Regions from separate parts of the Homo sapiens genome. Here region 2 is linked to region 1. Evidence: read pairs that join two places in POLR2A ChIA-PET (ENCODE). Cell type or tissue: GM12878. All regions are shown on one strand. Each heading gives the region's core, and the rest is flanking DNA. Links, peaks and the distances in the headings are about the cores only.

Region 1 (6,324 bases), core at 599-5,598:
GAGGCTGGTCTTTTTGTTCTGTTCAGGCCTTCACCTAATTTGATGAGGCACACTCACATTATGGAGGGCAATCTGCTTTACTCAGAGTTTGCAGACGTAAATGTTAATCTCATCCAAAAATAGCCCCCCCCAGACACACCCAGAATATTGTTTGACCAAACAGTCTGGGCACCCTGTGGCCCAGCCAAGCAAGTTGGCATAAAAATAACTATCACACTCTAGAATTAATGAAGAACACACTAGAATTAATGAAGAACAGAAAACCTAGAGAGCCTTGCAATATTGGTCATCATTTTATGCCTCTTAATAAAATGAGCCTGGGCAGCATAAGGAGACCCCACCTCTACAAAAAAGAATTAGCCAGACATGGTGGCGCATACCTTTGGTCCCAGCTACTTGAGAGGATGAGCAGGAGGCTCGCTTGAGCCTGTGAGGTTGAGGCTGCCGTGAGCTGTGATCATGCCACTGCACTTCAGCCTGGGTGGCAAAGCGAGACACTATCTCAATAATAATAACACTATTGCTCTTTCTAAAGTATTTTCACATGCATTATCTCAACCGATCTTCACAGCAGCTCTTGTGAGGTTACCAGAGTAAAGAGATGACTCCATTTGTCAAAAGAGGAAACTAAAACTAGACAGATTCGGAGACTTGCTCCAAGGTCTCACAGCTAGTGAGTGGTAGAGCTACAACTTGCCCAGGTCCTATAACTTCAAACCCTGGCATTTTGTCCTTGGCTATACTCTCTGTGACATCTGGGGAATTCTGGAAATAGTTATGAGTGCCTTGTGGCTTTTCTTATAACTACTATCATACTGCTCTTTGGAACCATTTTGTGCTAGAAAGTTATCCAAATATATATTGGCAGAACCTAAAGATTTTGTTTTCAGATGACTCTAATGATGCCCTGAGGTTGGTAGAAAAAAAAAAAAAAAAACAAGCTAGCAACAGAAAAAGTAATGTCAAAAAGTAATTAGAGCAGGACAAATGGATTGTGCTGCCATGTTCAAGGCTGTTATTTTTGTTGGCAGTGAGGAGGAAGGGCACTAATGCAATGTGACAGATCTGGAGCAAAACCCAGAGCACTGCGCAAGCTGCAGAGCCTCCACCAATGGCAAGCTCAAATCACAAAGTCTGACTGAATAATATTTGATATCTCAAAGAGCTGTTTCATGTTTTTTAGAAACACTAATTGTTTTAGGGGACCTATTTTCTTGATTTCAGCTTTTGGGAAATAGCCTCATGGTCCTATGAAAGTAGTCAGTGTGTCCTAGGATAACTCCCGTCCCAGCGTTCTGTCTCTGCACATTCTCAGGCTAAGCAGGGACATGATGCCAACAGAGATTTTAAGAAAAGATACCTAATATGAAACTAATTGGAGTGGCTGGATATTACCCATTCAGAGGGAGAATGAAATAGAAAAGGTGTCTTTTCAGTATTCAGCTTAGTATTCGAAAATTGACCTGAAGAAGTTCAGATGGTAACATTCTCATCTGTCTGAGGACAGGATGCTTTGGTTTGCTAGCCTAGCTTACCCACGGCTGTGATCCCACTGCTGCCACCATGTACCGGGAAACTGCCACAGCCCTCAAGAACGATAGAACTTATCATCATTTGCCTGGAAGGAAATCTTTGCAAAGAGAAGAGTACATTAACTCTTGCCCCTGTGAGTCACCATACCTTTGAAGTCTTGGTAATTACTAATTGTTGCCACCAGTATGGCATGGTAGTTAAGAGCTTGTAGTACTCCGACATTCCTGGGTTCATATTCTAGCTCTGCCCTTTACTAGCTGTTTGACTTTGGGCAACTTAACCTCTGAGCCTTAGTTTATCTCTGAAATGGGAATAATAAACTTACATTCAGACTTAAAAGACTCTGGTGAGGTGATACATGTAAAACAGTTAACACTGGTGCCAGGCACAAAGTAAGGGCTTAATAAAGGTAGAAGAAAAAGTGTGGAGAAAGGGGAGGAGGCTTATGTTGTCTGTCAAACAGATGTTAGTGGGTGGTTAGACATCCATTCTTCTTTAACTTTCTGGTCTAAGCAGAGATAAGTAGTTTTTCCTTCAAGACCCCATATAGTACAGCTGAGGTAGGGCTAGAACAGCTAAAACAGGCTTCCCTCACTAAATATTCAGGGGGTAGGGAGGAGAAATTAAGACAGGATATTATGATTCTAAGTAATTGGACTCAGGCTGGGTGTGGTGGCCCATGCCTGTAATCCCAGCACTTTGGGAGGCCTAGGTAGGAGCATCACACGAGCCCAGAAGACCAGCCTGGGAAACAGAGTGAGACCCCATCTCTTAAAAAAAAAAAAAAAAATTAGCCAGGCATGGTAGCTCATGCCTGTAGTCCTAGCTAGTTGGGAATCTGAGGTGGGAGGATCTTGAGCCCGCGAGGTCAAGGCTGCAGTGAACTGTGATCATGTCACTACACTTCAGCCTGGGTGACAGAACAAGACCTTGTCTCAAATAAATAAATAAATAATAATAATAATAATTGGACTCATGAGACATACACTATCCTCTCAGTCCTCTGAAAGGAATCTCCTTTCCTTCCTAGCTCTTTGCTTGCCTGAATGGCCTCCTTTCCCCCAAACTCTTTGAAAACTCAGAACTGTCCAAAGATCAAGTCTTGACACCTTGCCATCATATCCCTACCTTCCTTCAAGTCACTTCATTTTGACAGTTTCCCTTTCTTGTCCTGCCATGACCTCTGCAGAGGGCTGGCTGATAAGAGAGGCAGAGACAATCCTGCCAACCTCTACAGGGATAGACCTCTTATTTGGCACACTGTGGAGGGAAATATACTTCTGGATTTTTAGTAGTATTGCCTGGCCCTGAGTTCATCATAGCCTCCTTGTTATGCTTCTGTAGTTTTATTACATTGTGAGTCTTCTGAGGGACCCCAACAACCATTGGTTTATAGACCATTTTCCAAGGTCCATTTCTCTCTGCAAAATCCCTTTTTCAAATTGAACCCGTTCAGACATTGTGCCCTGCTTGTGCAGGATCTACACCTCTGTGAGAAGTTCATTCCTCCACCCCCATTGAAGCCAGAATTGAGCTCAATTTCCTACTCTTTTTTTTTTAAGGTTTTCCAGTGTTTTTGTTGCTCTACCCCATTCCCAAAACCTGTTTCTTTATGGCTTGTGACTTTTCCTGATAGTCTTTATCCTCTGTAGGTGCCCAAATCCTGAAAAAATATATCAAGTATCAAAACAAAAGTCCCAAATACGTTATAGTGGTTCAGTATTTGTAGTTTGCTTAACTTTTATTTTATTTAACAGCTATTTCTAAGACATTTCTCCTCAGAGAATGTGATTAAGTAAAGTTATCTCAACTAGGCATCAGGATTTGACACACAGTGTTTCAATTAACAGCTGAAAAGCCATAATCTTTTTAGCAGTGAGCAACAGAAAATGTCAAAGAAACTTTGCTGTTTTGCCGGTCTGAACCTAGTTTTCCATCTGGAAAACGGGACTTAGGGAGATCACCGACATTGTCAACCCAGTTTAGTGTGAAGGACATGGGATATTACACACAGAACCAATTCTTGTTGCAGTTCTGTAAACCCTAGTCAGTGTAAACTGGAGAAGAGCGTGGGAAAATACTGGTTGGTCATGCCAGACTTTTGTTTTCTTCTCACTCTGTCACCCAAGCTGGAGTGTGGTGGTGTGATCTCAGCTCAGTGCAACCTCTGCCTCCCAGGCTCAAGCGATCCTCTCACCTCAGCCTGCGAAGTAGCTGGGACCACAGCTGCATGCCACCATGCCCGGCTAATTTTTTTGTATTTTTGTTAGAGACGGGGTTTCACCATGTTTCCCAGGCTGGTTTCAAACTCCTGGGCTCAAGAGATCAGCCCGCCTCGGCCTCTCAAAGTGCTGAGATTATAGGCACGAGCCACCATGCTCGGCTGTTATTTTCTTGGTTGCTTGCCTGGTGCTGGGAATGCCTGTGGCTTTTTAGCACAATGATTGCCAAAAATTAACCACCTTCCTCCCCTGCCCCCTCAAAAACATTTCTGTGTGGCTTATGGTTTAGGTTTTATCTCTTGTCATTTCTCTTCAGTTTTTCTGTACAAAATGAAATGCTAGATTCATTTACAGTATGTTCAAATTAAACTTTTAAAAAATTTGCTATTATTTTTCATATTAGTAAGAAGCATTTCCTTTTTTTCCTTTTTCTTTTTTTTTGAGACAAGGTCTTACTCTGTCACCCAGGCTCCAGTGCAGTGGTATGGTCACAGCTCACTGCAACTTCAACCTCCTTGGCTGAAGTGATACTCCCACCGTATCCTCCTAAGTTACTGGGACTGCAGGCTTGCACCACCACCACACCCCACTCATTCTTTTTTTTTTTTTTTAAAGATATTGGGTCTCACTGTGTTTCCTAGGCTAGTCTCAAACTCAAGGACTTAAGTGATCCATCTCGGCCTCCCAAAGTGCTGGGATTATAGGTGTGAGCCACCACTTCCAGCCTAATAAGCATTTCTTGAATCCCCAATGTATGCTAAGCATTTTTTGAGCTACTGAAAAGGAAGTTTCTTCTTGTGTCAGGGAATCTATGCATATCCATAATGATGTGACTTTTAGCCAGACTGTGTAAGGAACAAAAAGCATGTTTTATGTCAGATTTCTTAAGTGCACATTTATTCAAAAAGTTAAAGAATTTTAAAAAGGAGTATACTTTGCAGGCAAAGCCCCTGGTCATCACTGTACTTGTGATCACTGTTTGGTTATTACTCCTGGAATCTTGAAGTCTTGGTACATTTTTACCACTGTATCTATTGAGTTAGTTGTGTTTCGATCTGGGCTCTGGGTGCTTTATTTGCTAGCAGTAGCTGTGGCCTAATCTGAACATCATTTTTCTTTTTTCTCCAAAGAGCATGGTCCCTACTCTGTCTGCCTCACATGATAGTTAGGAGGATGAAATAGAGAAATGCAAGTTAAAGCCCCTCCCAAGGGCAGAGCATTATATAAGTGTAAAATAGGCATGGTTTTGTAAGGATGTATCTTTTTAAACCTTTTTTTTTTTTTTAAACAATGAGACATGTTTCACATATCATAATTTACTCTGTACAGTTGAGCGATGTTTGGTATATTTACCAAGTTTTGCAACCATTACCACAAATCAGTTTTAGAACATTTTCATCATCTTAATAAGGACCTTTCTGCCCTTTTACTGTTAAACCCAGCAATCCTTAATCCTACTGTCTCTATAGATTTGTCTTTTCTGGACATGTCATATAAATTGAATTATACCATATGTATTATCTGTGTCTTGCTGCTTTCACGTAGCATGGTGGTTTTGAAGTTTGTCCGTGCCATAGCACTTGAGTAGTCAGTTCCTTTTTGTGCTGAATATATTCCAGTGTATGGATATGCCATACATTTTATCTATCCATTCACCAGTTGATGAGCATTTGTGAATAATGCTACTATGAACATTCACATGCAAGTCTTTGGACATATGTTTTCATTTCTCTTGGGAATAAGGGTATATCTTTTAATTATAAAAGTACTTCATGCCTATTCTGAAAAATTATTTATTTACGGAAGTATAAAACTTGGTAAATCAAAGTTACCTCCTTAATTCAACTTCTCAGAGGTAGTGATGTTAATAATAATCATTATCATCTTCTATATCTTCTGAGCATTTGCTATATGGCAGGTACCTTATTTATATATATTCATTTATATTGTGCTACCTTATTTGTGTGTAATCAGTTATATTTATATATGTATATAAAACAATAAAACAAATTAATTGAATTTTCTTTTTTTTGGAGATGAAGTTTCGCTCTTGTTGCCCAGGCTGGAGTGCAATGGCGCAATCTTGGCTCACTGCAACCTCTGCCTCCCAAGTTCAAACGATTCTTCTGCCTCAGCCTCCCAAGTAGCTGGGATTACAGGCATGCACCACCATGCTTGGCTAATTTTGTATTTTTAGTAGAGACGGGGTTTCACCATATTGGTCAGGCTGGTCTCGAACTCCTGGCCTCAGGTGATCCACCTGCCTCGGCCTCCCAAAGTGCTGGGATTACAGGCGTGAGCCACCTCAGCCAGCCAATAAAATAAATGAATTGAATTTTCATCATAATCCTTTGAAGGCAATATGTGCCCCCCTCCCTATTTTACAGATAAGGAAACTGAAGTTTGAGGATGAAGTGTAAAGTCACACTTCTAGTAAGCAGCAGGCCAAAACTGAAACCTGGGCAGTCTGATGTATACTCTGGTTCTAGACTTTCCAAACATGCAGTTTTTTTAAAAAAAGTAAAAATTATAGTCCAGGTATGGTGGCTCATGCCTGTAACCCCAGCGC
Region 2 (6,324 bases), core at 862-5,861, 250 kb before region 1:
GGGCACCTCTGCCAACCATGCAAACCCTCCTTTCAACTCCCTCTCTACCTTCCACGTCAAAGCAACTGTCCTGGAGGGGTAACTTGATGTAAAATTGGATTGTGCTCACTTGCACCTGCTTGGTGCTGAGCACTGTATCTCCCCTACTGGATCCTCACAGCACCCGTACATGTGAACTGGAGGTCGTTCTCATCTTCTCATTCTAAAAAAGCGGAAAATGTAGGTACAAAGGGAGACCTCCTAACTCTTCATCAATGCTCTTCATCAATTAAACTATTAAGGAAATTAAGATGTGCTAGAACTTCTAAGATCTATCGGGATCAATGAGGTCCCAACTGTTACCTGGAAAGAGTTTATCAATCTAACAGAAGCTTTTGCCAACAATGAGCCAGTCTCCACCCTTACCCCCCAACCTCAGTTGCAATCCTGACAACACATTCTTTGCTGAGTTCTGAATACCCAGCATGCAAAAGAAAATTACAATCTGGGTTAGGTCCCCAAAGGTGACACCTATTTTAAACTGAATTACATCAGCCAACTTTCATTTCCTCGTATGAAACACTGGCTTCAGCCAAAAAGCTTCAAAAATAGAACAAGGAATGGCTTCTGCCCAATCGGGTCTCTACTCCTCTTCATGCAGTGATACCCACGTGCAGACAGGAAGGGCCTTCGGAGCAGAGCTGAATCTCCTGGCTTCCCCAGTATGAGATCCATCTTGAGTGAGCTGGGTCTGCGCCACCAGGCAAGCCACTCCCAGCGCTGGTTCCCCAGCTCCCTGCTTGGCTCTGATCCACCTTCCACACTCAAGAGGCAGTCCAGTCCCTCTGTCTTTCAGTTCTGGAGTTCCTTTTCCCCATCCAAACAAGGCCAGCCTGATATCAGCCACTGATAACCTCTACTTTGTAACTCCTTTTTTTTTTTGAGACGGAGTCTCGCTCTGTCGCCCAGGCTGGAGTGCAGTGGCGCAATATTGCCTCACTGCAAGCTCCGCCTCCCAGGTTCATGCCATTCTCCTGCCTCAGCCTCCTGAGTAGCTGGGACGACAGGCGCCCGCCAGCACGCCCAGCTAATTTTTTTTGTATTTTTAGTAGAGGCGGGGTTTCACTGTGTTAGCCAGGATGGTCTCGATCTCCTGACCTCGTGATCTGTCCGCCTCGGCCTCCCCAAAGTGCTGGGATTACAGGTGTGAGCCACCGCGCCCAGCCCTTGTAACTCTTTTCTAATGTGGTGTCCCCAAAGCAATAAGCAGGATCCCATAGGCTGAACAGAAAACATAGGCTCACTTGCTCTTCATGTAAACCTGGCACAACTAACAAATGACATCATTCAAATGATGGATGGGGAAGGGCAGGTATAAAACTAGTCCACGGGGGCAAAAAGCTACTGCTGTGGCGTTAACTCAGCACCACGCGTCCAGCAATCACTCGGCCCATTGATGGGTGAGGGCCTTCAGCAGTTGGGAGATGTGGGGCGCAGGGAGGACCTCCCTGAAGTCACCTATCATTTGTGAAGCCGGCTGTCATACTTGGCTGGCTTTAGGCCTTTTCAGAGAACAGGCTGTGGTGCTGAGGGAATCCTGCCCAGCCCTTGATCTCCTCTAGATCTTCCTCAATCACGGCACAACTGACACTGTGGACCCAGGATTCTCTGACGTGGGATCTTAGCTGTGTGTCATAGGCCTCTGCCCACTGGATTCCAGTGGCATCCCCAAGCTGTAACCATCAAAATGTCTCCAGTTTCCTGGGGGTGGAGGGGAAGGGTGCAAAATCGCTCACAACCACTGCTCTGGACAGAGCCCTGATCCAGAAGTATAGAAGCTGCTTCACTGAAGGGGAAAGGAACTCATACTTTTAAATCGCCACAAGGTCTCGGATCCTGTGCCAGGTGCTTTCACACGCCATCTCATTCCAAAAATCCTTGTGACAATAATCATTATCTCATTTTAAAGGCAATGGAATTGAGGCTCAGAGAACAGAAATTACCTGCGCAAGGTCACAAAACTAAGCTGTCTACACGGCCCTCACACCCAAGCTCCTCCCACAATCCCATGCTGCCGCTCTATCTGCAGACCCGAGCTGCATGTCCAGGACACTTGCTGTGTGCCCAGTGATGCTGATGTTAGCCCATGAGGCTCCCACGGAATCTAGGAAGCCAGCATGGCTGTCCGCCACGTAACAGAAGATGCTGAGTTGTGAAAGGGTATGCGACCTATCCGAGGTCACAGAGCCAGAGCATGGTAGTGCAGGGTGTGCGCAGATGCACAGCCGGGTTCCTTCTACTCCATCTGTGTCATCTCCTGCCACACACACTTCCCTATACAGCCCCAGGACAGGGCCCCTCTCTGCCCTCCCCAACCCCAATCCATCTATCCCTCTCCCTGCTCCCCTGTCCTCAATGGTCTAATATAAGTCCGATTCTTGGTACATGATAGAGACTCAATAAATATCAGTTCCATTCTCCTCCACCTGGGCCCCGTATTTGCCAGGGTTTCAGTTACCTTTATCCGTTAACCTCCCTTTCCCCAACCCCAAGTGGAGCACTCTCCATGGTAACAAGGTTTCTGACGCTTCTGACGCTGCCATGAATGGAGAAACGACCATCCCCTGGATGTGCTAAGCCCAGGCCTCTAAGCAGCCTCAAGGAACCTGTCACCAGGCAGGGGAGTCCCAAGACATGACCTTCAACAAGGTTCTGCACCCAGACCAAGGCAGCAGCTGACAGGCTTGATCTCATCTGTTCAATGAGAGTCCTGGGCCAAAGGCCTGACCCTGGAGCCCCTTTCAGCACTGACTGTCCATGAACTAGGCCCTACACCAGACTACAACCAACCTTCCCTCCTGGGGACCCTTCCCTTGACCCCATTTCATAAGGAGGGTGGATTGGGAGATCCTGATGGGGCAGGAATTACAAGCTTGAATCTCCACTTCGGAAAACACATTCCTGTTCAAATCAAGTCTGAAGGTTTTCGGTTTAAAGGCACACTCAGGAGCACTGCCGGGCTCCCCCTAAAGCAGCAGGCCCCACTTTCCAAGCTGAGTCAACTGGTTCAACACCGAGAACCTGATTTATGTACAGCATGGGCCTCCAACCCTGCCCCCACCCGTGCGGGGGGAGGGGACAGGCTTCCTGGAACACCATTTGAATAAAGAAAAATCCTTCCGGTGAGAATAAGTCAGTTTCCTGCGCTCATACTGCTAAAGGACCAAGCAAGGCTGTGACAATCACCTCTATTTTTAATCTTTTCTAAATGCTGTTTTCTGTGGCCACAAGAACAGTCATTTCCAGGCGTGGGGCTCCACTTTCACACTTCGCTTCAAGGTGTCTGGTTTTTCTTAGCTCTGAACTACTAGTTTTCTCCGCTGCTTCCTGCACCAGAAGGGTACTGGGGGGAGCCAAGACTCACTTGTTGAGCGTGGCTGAGACCACCAAGGTGTCCAGGGGAACCACAGGGTCCCCCTTTCTCAGCATTAAGCGGGAGGGTTAGACTGACTGGGGGAAGAGAGACACAATCTCAGACCCCAGGGCTGAAATACGGCGGCCGCCTCCACTCCCTCCTGGGTTCTGTCTTCCCCACAGCCGTCCACCCACCTATCTTCACGCCATGCAGCAATCGGGCCCCGGAGGACCGCGCCCCAGCCTCCCCGATCACTCGGTTACTCAGATGCGGCTCACCTCCGCCCTGCCGCCGACCCAGCCCCGCCATAGGCCCGATTTCCTGCAAGGGAGGGACGGAGTGCTGGGGCCCCAAGGAAGGGACAGCGTGAGGGGACGAGGAGGCAAGGAGGGAAGAGGGCGCGGGACCTGCGGGGGTGCCGAGGGAGCCCGTCCACCGGGTCCAGGGGCCTGCGGGACGGCGCTGCAGAAGAAGGCGCCAGGGCTGGGGACGAGGGACCCAGGGAGACTGGGACTCAAGGGAGCACGGCCCAGGGAAGCCGGGTCGGCAGGGAGCTGGAGGCTGACCTGAGGGGGCCAAGGGTCGGAGACAGGGGAGGCCCGCCCGAAAGGGCCCGAGAAGGTGGGAAGGTGGGAAGGTGAGAAGGCCGCGCGCAGGCCCGGACGCCGCGTCAGGGAAGGATATTGCCGCAGGAGCCCGTCCACCTCGCTCGGGTCCGGGCCTGGCTCCGCCGCCGCCGCCGCCGCCTCCTCCTGCTCGTCCACAAATTTGTTCTCGTCAAATTCGTCGATGTCCACCCGGCGGAAGCGCGAGGACAGCGTGTTCCGGGCCATGGCGGGAGCTCGGCGCCCGCTCAGCCGGCTCCGCTCGCGGCCCGACCTCGGCTCTGCTCCGCTCGCACCGGCTCCTGCTCGGGGGCGGGAAGCGGCTGCCCGGCTGCTCCCAGCACCTCCTCCACCGCCTCCGCGCGCAGCCGCCGCCGCCCGCCCACTTCCGGCACCCGCCGGATCCGGAAGCGCCGTCAGGGGCGGGGCGGAGCCTGGCACCTGGAGTGCGGTATGGGATCACCGCAGCCTCCCCCACCTCAGTGTCCCTTCCACGGAGTCTCTATTTTGTCACTGAGGATCGGGCGCCCGGCATCTGTGCAGGCCCCGCCTCGTGTGTGCCGTAACTGCGCTGGTTCCCCGGCTTTCCCGCGCCTCCGAGGAGCCCCTGGCCTCAGCGGGGCCGGGCGCGTGCTCCCGGGGTGATCCCTGCCGGTACTGGGGAAGGCTGGGCCCCCGGGAGAAGGCTCGCGGCTCTACTTCTCGAGTGCCGGGCAGGCTTCTTGGAGAAGAAACCTTCGAGCTGATGACTGAGGGATGAGTAGGAGTTCCTGTGCCCGGGGAGTGGCGCGGGAGGCGCCTGTGTCTCGGAGCCTTGAACGCCACCACACTTAGTACGAGGAGGCCGCCTGTACACAGAGGTGACCCTCTTAAAGGAGTAGGGGGCTTTAAATACGTTTAGTGCGATCACGGGACTGACAAGACGTTGAAGACGTTGTGACTCGAGGGATTCTGCGACCCCACGTGTGTAGCAGTCACCTTGGCCAGGCAGTTGGGGGCGCCAGGAGAGGGAGATGGCCCTGTGGCCACCGTCCTGGCAGGAGAGGCCTGGCTGGAGAGGCACATCTTGACAGAAACCAAATTCTCAGAATCTGAGATGGGGGAAAGCGGTTTAGGGAAGTCAAGGACGACTCTGAGGTGCCAGATTTGGTGCCTGGGCTGTTATCCCAGGGGTTCTGTTAATTGATCTTAGCCTTAGGGTAAGTAAAATGGGTCTTTTTATATAATAGTGTGAAAACTATTTTCATCTAATAGTACTCTTTTTAATAAAAGTCAGTAGTTGGAATGTGATTCATTTTTGCTGCTTCGAATACCTCTCATTGAACTGTGTCTAAAGATAAAAAAAATATTGCCAGACTATGATGCAACCTTATCTTCGGTGGTAAGGATACAGACTCCCATAGTGGGAAACTAGTGGTGAAGAAGTCTCTGCCTGTAATCCTCAGCACTTTGGGAGCCGAGGTGGGCGGATCACCTGAGGTCAGAAGTTTGAGACCAGCCTGACCAAAATGCTGAAACCCCGTGTCTACTAGAAATACAAAATTAGCCGGGCGTGCTGGCGCATGCCTGTAATCCCAGCTACTCGGGAGGCTGAGGCAGGAGAATCGCTTGAAACCGGTAGGTAGAGGTTGCACTGAGCTGAGATCGCGCCATTACGCTCCAGCCTGAGCGACAAGAGCAAAACTCCGTCTCAAAAAAAAAAAAAAAAAAGAAAAGAAAAGAAAAGTCTCAGGGGTCCTGGAAACATGCAAAGCCCACCTGCAATACAGTTCCATATCTGGGAAAAAATATTTGTGATTCAGGTCTGCCACGAGACAGCAGAAATTCATATCCCCAGAACATCCTGGTCAGAAGGAACTTGAACCCAGAAATGCCCATTTTACAAGTAAAGAAACAGCCCCCAAAGAAACTAGTAAATGGAATAATGTCCCAGCTCATGGTCATGGACTTTCATTCCAGCCAGGGAGACACAATTTAAAAATCCATATTATACGATGTCAGGGCTGACAGTGTTGAGAGGGAAAAAAACCATGCAGTGCCTGAGTGTGCCTTAGATAAAGTGATCAAAGGAGGTGTCCTGGCCGGGCGCAGTGGCTCACACCTGTAATCCCAGCACTTTGGGAGGCCCAGGGGGCAGATCACCTGAGGTCAGGAATTCGAGACCAGCCTGGCCAACATGGTGAAAACCCATCTCTACAAAAACACAACAATTAGCTAGGCATGATGGCGCACACCTGTAATCCCAGCTACTCGGGAAGCTGAGCGGGGAGAATCGCTTGAACCCAGGAGGCAGAGGTTGCAGTGAGCTGAGATCACACCATTGCA

Evidence for each region. ChIA-PET counts read pairs that join two places held together with the same protein. Peaks named below come from ENCODE experiments on the same cell type or tissue, not always from the same donor. Only the 100,000 strongest peaks of a DNase experiment are listed, where the experiment ranks them.
Region 2: POLR2A ChIA-PET joins it to region 1 with 12 read pairs; 2 of 35 experiments call an interaction of 5 or more read pairs at or near these places.

What each region holds. Positions count from the first base shown.
Region 1 is chr9:124,619,526-124,625,849 of GRCh38, reverse strand. All of the region lies in intron 2 of NR6A1 (nuclear receptor subfamily 6 group A member 1), which reads left to right. Among named protein-coding and RNA genes, the nearest start is that of MIR181A2HG, 36 kb to the left of the region's middle. In GM12878, for the core only: no CTCF peak of the experiment used is centred there; DNase peaks (open chromatin) are centred at 649, 3,619, 4,059 and 4,129; H3K27ac peaks cover 2,617 bases.
Region 2 is chr9:124,867,194-124,873,517 of GRCh38, reverse strand. ARPC5L (actin related protein 2/3 complex subunit 5 like) reads right to left here. Exons shown (of 6, transcript NM_030978.3): 3 at 4,079-5,090. The coding sequence starts at 4,227. Among named protein-coding and RNA genes, the nearest start is that of ARPC5L, 8.2 kb to the right of the region's middle. RefSeq lists enhancers at 557-786, 484-984, 2,623-2,672, 3,133-3,572, 4,973-5,052 and silencers at 3,793-3,842, 4,103-4,672. In GM12878, for the core only: a CTCF peak has its summit at 4,995 (motif pointing right); DNase peaks (open chromatin) are centred at 3,167 and 4,439; H3K4me3 peaks cover 5,000 bases; H3K27ac peaks cover 4,691 bases.